Linked DNA regions of Mus musculus: region 2 is linked to region 1. The links are chromatin loops, found by intact Hi-C in ENCODE. Cell type or tissue: heart. All regions are shown on one strand.

The links. Peaks named below come from ENCODE experiments on the same cell type or tissue, not always from the same donor. Only the 100,000 strongest peaks of a DNase experiment are listed, where the experiment ranks them.
Region 2: it touches region 1 in a loop (2.3-fold over the local background); 7 of 42 quality-filtered maps call a loop at or near these places.

What each region holds. Positions count from the first base shown.
Region 1 is chr10:128,544,953-128,547,452 of GRCm38, reverse strand. It overlaps Zc3h10 (zinc finger CCCH type containing 10), which reads left to right. Exons shown (of 3, transcript NM_134003.2): 2 at 562-625; 3 at 1,915-2,500. The coding sequence starts at 1,967. Among named protein-coding and RNA genes, the nearest start is that of Zc3h10, 1.5 kb to the left of the region's middle. In heart, CTCF peaks have their summits at 741 and 940 (motif pointing right); DNase peaks (open chromatin) are centred at 1,892 and 2,482; H3K4me3 peaks cover 1,467 bases; H3K27ac peaks cover 1,418 bases.
Region 2 is chr10:128,673,273-128,675,772 of GRCm38, reverse strand. It overlaps Suox (sulfite oxidase), which reads left to right and starts at 1,855. Exons shown (of 4, transcript NM_173733.3): 1 at 1,855-1,921. In heart, a CTCF peak has its summit at 943 (motif pointing right); a DNase peak (open chromatin) is centred at 1,832; H3K4me3 peaks cover 1,655 bases; H3K27ac peaks cover 1,052 bases.

The DNA.
Region 1 (2,500 bases):
CTCCCCTTTCACTTCCTCAGTGTCCCAGTCACCTGGTCCACCGCTGAGTGCTGGCACCGCATCGCGGAGCCGGCCAAGCCAGAAGACTTCCAGGGAAACTCGTAGGACTTTTCGTGAACTCTAGGGTGTTGGGGGATGGTCGTAATCACCGCCCCCGAGTCTAGTCTCGCCTTCCCACTGACACTAGTCAGTTGTTGCCCTTGTCCAGCTTTCAGGTTTGGCTGGCGTTCCGAACTCCAACCCTAGATCGGATTCTGAACCCCATATCCTTCTCATCTTGAGGTAAAGCTCCGCTAACCTTCCTCACCAGGAACTGTTTTGTTTTTTAGTTCAGCTTCCCAATTTTTATTGGTCGGTTCTAGCCCTTATCCTTCTTAATAGGGACTTCTCCTTGTGATAGGTGACGTTCACTTTGACCTCTTAAGGGAGCCTAAAAGCCACAAAGCTCTTAGCTTTTTGTCAGAATTCATTCCAGTGTATGAAAACCACATCATATCCCTTTCACGTTTTTCCCTTGTTCTACTCAAATCTCCGTTTTTTGTTTTTTTGTTTCTTGTTCAGAACCCAGCAGTGATGTGGAGGTGGAGACTCACGGGAGCCCCGGACTTCACCTGAGCTACCTCAGGTATTAATTCTGGGATATTGGGGTGAGGAAGGCTATCATATCCAGTTATCTGCTTCTAGTGGGACTTGAAACATTGGTCAGGCTTTGAAGGCATTTAGTCTTCACCTGATCGTCATTTATGATCTTTTAAGGGCTTGTTTCTTACCAGTTGTTTCTTATATTCTGGGGCTCCTTTTCCCATCTTGTGTATTCCTGTGCATCTCTGACTTCTAATCTGGTTAGTTATTCTAGCAAAGTCAAGGAAGTCAAGGAAACGGGAAATCAAGAAAGGTATCTTTATTCCCAAACGGAAACTAGGAACTTCTCTTATTTGAACAGTAGGGGGAGCCTGAGTCCTACTCAGGGAACATTTAAAAGATTAGACACGTGGTAGCAGGGACTCCCAGTCTTAGACTCCCAGGGTTAGAGAGAAGGGAGGGCTAGAATTAGGGCAGTGGACTGACATTCCAGAGCTCTCTTGAGAAACAGGAGACTTAAAAAGCTTTTATAGAGTCTATAAATAAAGAGGATTTTTATGGGGTAAGGAGTGCTATGGTTTGATATCAGTGGGATTTTCATGGAGTGGGGTGGGGAATGGGGAAAGAAAGGTCACCGTTCCTATGAAAGTAACTCCTTTCCACCTTGTCCTTCGAACAGTTCGTCCTGGGGATCTAAAAGTAGAAAGTTCAGCTCAGAACGTCTTTCCATGAAATGAGGGTGTTTGTGTGTGGAACACACTGGGAGATGGACAGGTTTCAGGGTTACCCTGTAGCTAGTGACACCAGTTTTGTTTTGTTTTGTTTTGTTTAACCAGGGATTTCTAAAATACATGGAGACTTGAGCTGAGTTTACGTAGAAGAGGGATTAAGGGAAGTTCTGTTTCTGGTGTTCCTTCTTCCATGAGTTCTCAAAGCTAAGCAGCCCGTGTTAGAGCACTCTTTCCAGTGTCAGTCTGTTCACACACCAACACCTGTTTTAGTTTCTCCCTCACAACTTAAATGAGAGAAGGTAAAAATCTAACACTCTCCCCTTCCCTCCCCCTCCTTGGCTGAGCATCATTAGTAAGATGAAGTGGCTTCATCCCAGCTCTCTCCCTCCTGTGTTAGCCAGGCAAGTGTGAATCACTCCAAACAAGACCAGGTGCATAAGGGCCTGGGCGGGACTTCTGGCAAGTCAGCCGGGCTAGCTAGAATTCTCCTTGGATTCTCCATCTCCCAAAGCCATTGCCCCAGAAGCCTGCCCACTGTATGGTCAGGAGAGAGGGAGCTTTCCGGAGGACCCCTTTCTGACACAGTTCTCTTTTTTAACAGTCGCCAAGAGTGGCAAGAAAAGGAAGAAGACCCTGACTTGGGGGGGACCAGGATGCCTGACCGGGACAGCTATGCCAACGGCACTGGCAGCAGCGGTGGAGGCCCTGGAGGTGGTGGCAGTGAGGAGGCCAGTGGGGCAGGGACAGGCAGCGGGGGAGCCACCTCAGATGCCATCTGTAGAGACTTCCTGAGGAACGTCTGCAAACGAGGCAAGCGATGTCGATACCGCCACCCAGACATGAGTGAGGTATCCAATTTGGGGGTAAGCAAAAATGAATTTATCTTCTGCCATGACTTCCAAAACAAGGAGTGTAGCCGCCCCAACTGTCGTTTCATCCACGGCTCCAAGGAGGATGAGGATGGCTATAAGAAGACAGGAGAGCTGCCTCCCCGGCTGAGGCAGAAAGTGGCCGCTGGGCTGGGTCTCTCACCCGCCGACCTACCCAATGGTAAGGAGGAGGTCCCCATCTGCCGCGACTTCCTCAAAGGTGACTGTCAGAGAGGAGCCAAGTGCAAGTTTCGTCACCTGCAAAGGGATTTTGAGTTTGATGCTCGCGGTGGAGGAGGCACTGGAGGTGGAGGCTCC
Region 2 (2,500 bases), 130 kb before region 1:
TATTAAATTAACTTTGATTGATCAAGTAGCTTCTATCCCAAAAAGAAACATTTCTGCCCAGACCTGTTTCTTATTTCTGCTTGAAGCCCTCCAATCTGTCATAGTCTAAAGGACTGAAATACAGAAAATGAAAACATAAGAGACTGATTGTAGGCACGAGGGTTCTAAGTGAGAAAGGATGTTTAGAGAGCCAGCCAGTTAGAGTCAGGCAGCCCTTAAGTTTCCAGGCCAGTCCTAATTGCCATCTGTGGGCCTTTGTCAAGTCAGCAGTGCCTCAGTCTCTCCAGCTGTGCAATGAAGAGACTGTGGAGGTTGAGCCAGGTGTGTGGCACACACCTAGTATTCCCAACACCTGGAAGTAGAGGTCCATCTGCACTACAGGAGATAGTAGCTCCCTAAAATAAAGGTGGTGCATTAGTAGATGGACGGAGAAACCATACCAAGTACATATTTGACAGGGTCTTTGTGTACAATCATGGCCGGCCTCAGCTGGAATCATACTCTGGCACTGTAACACCAACTGAAACTTTATTTTCAACAACAGGGCCTGGATGTGCCCTTTACATTAATCCCAGCACTCTGGAGACAGAGGCAGGCAGATCTCTGTGAGTTCCAGGCCATCCTAGTCTACACAGTAAGTTCTAGGACAGTCAGGGCTACACAGAAACCCTGCCTCAAAAAATAAAAACAAAAACAGAACCAACCTTTCGGATGATAATCTGCAAAGGCTGAAAACCTTTCCACTCCCAAAAACGTTAGAGTCAATATCACCTATTCACTATCACGTCCCCTTTTCTGAGTACACTTCCCTGTTCAGGATTCTTAGCCCAATTCCTCAAAAAACAAAAACCAAAAACAATCAAAAAACATAAATGGACAAAGATGAACTTCCAGATGTAAAAGTTTGTTCTAAGTTGATGCGACTGTAGCTCAACCCTCTGGTCTCTAGAGGGCAGTCTATGAATGTTTGTTCCCGGAGCCCAAAGTGAATGTCAAAATTTCAATCTCTAGTAAATGATTAAGAGTAATAGCAAATTTTTCTATCATTGTCCTTTACCTTTTATATACAAGACTACAATGTTTATACTTTTGTTAAACTGCCCTTTTTTCTTGTTTAAGTAGACGCTTTTTAAAAAATTCATCACGCAGACTTTGGTGCATGCTTTTAAGTGAGGTACTCGAGGCAGAGACAGACAAATCTACCTCCGGAGTTCCGGATCAGCAGGGTCTACAAAGCTAGATTCAGACCAGCCAGAGCTACATAGTGAGACCTTGTCTCAAATAAAACATGGTTTTTCGGTATTGCTGTTTTCACACTTCAGAAATCCACTCTGGGAATCGTTGAGCCACTATTTTGGGCATCATTTCTGCCGTTATTCCTGGCCTTGCTTTCCCTAGGACTCAACGTTGCAACACCGAACTACCGAGGCGCGGGACAAAACCCTGGGTTTTCCCCGGGAATGTGGTCCCCATTCTCGTGGCCACCTTTCAAGGCCTTGTCACCTTCCACTGTCTAGATACAGAGCATCAGTTGTGCCTCACAATTCCCTACGGAGCTGCGGTCTGCTCTGGTCACCAGTGTGTGACCCCGGTCCCCGGGAGGCAGAGGCCTGTACCATCCAGGACCCGGCGACGCCCCGCCCCCCAGCTTCGCAACCCCGCGACCCGGCGACCCGGCGACCCGGCGACCCGGCGACCCGGCGACCCGGCGACCCGGCGACCGGGCGACAGTTGACAGTCCTCGTCAAGAGCAGCTGCAAAGCTAGGGGCCAATAGCTGCGGAGCCGGCGAGGGGCGTCAGGACGCCTGCACAAACTGTACACGTCACGGCCGAGCCCCGCCCCGCCCCGCCCCTCCGCTCTGGGCCGCTCTAGCCCTGCACGGGGCGGGTGAAATTGTTCCGCTGCCGACATCCAGCCGGGTAAGGGGACTGCGACCGGGAGAGAAAGGAGGGAGGGCAACGGTGGGACCAAGGCGGCCAGTGCCGCCAAATCTTGGAGTAACTTGGAGCAACCTCCAAATCTTAGCAGTAGCAAAAGAACCAGTATCTCCATATATGATGTCGGTGTGCTCCTGGGGTCGCAGGCTGGTGTTCTGTCCGAATTCTGGACAGACACACCCTCCTACCTAAAGTGTCTCAGAGAGTAAGGACTACTCTTGCACCACGGAGTAGCATTTCGGTATTTAGCAGGCCGCTCCTCCCAAACCTGGAACGGGGCTGGTAAAAAGCAGGTTGCTGAAATTAAGAGTAGATGGCAGGAAGAGTAGGGATCCCCGTGGCCCAGGCGTAAAGAGGAGAAAAATTCGCCTTTTCCATCTTCCTTCGCCATTTGTAAGAGTCCCATCCCTAGCATCTCAGCAACCAGCGGCTTCTTACTACTCTCCACTTTGACCATCCTAGGTCAGAGAGGCACTAGGTTGTGAGGAAGACACCTCAGCAGGACAGAGAGCAGAAAAATTAACTTCCTTCTCTAGCCCATCCCCTGACACCCTGGCCATT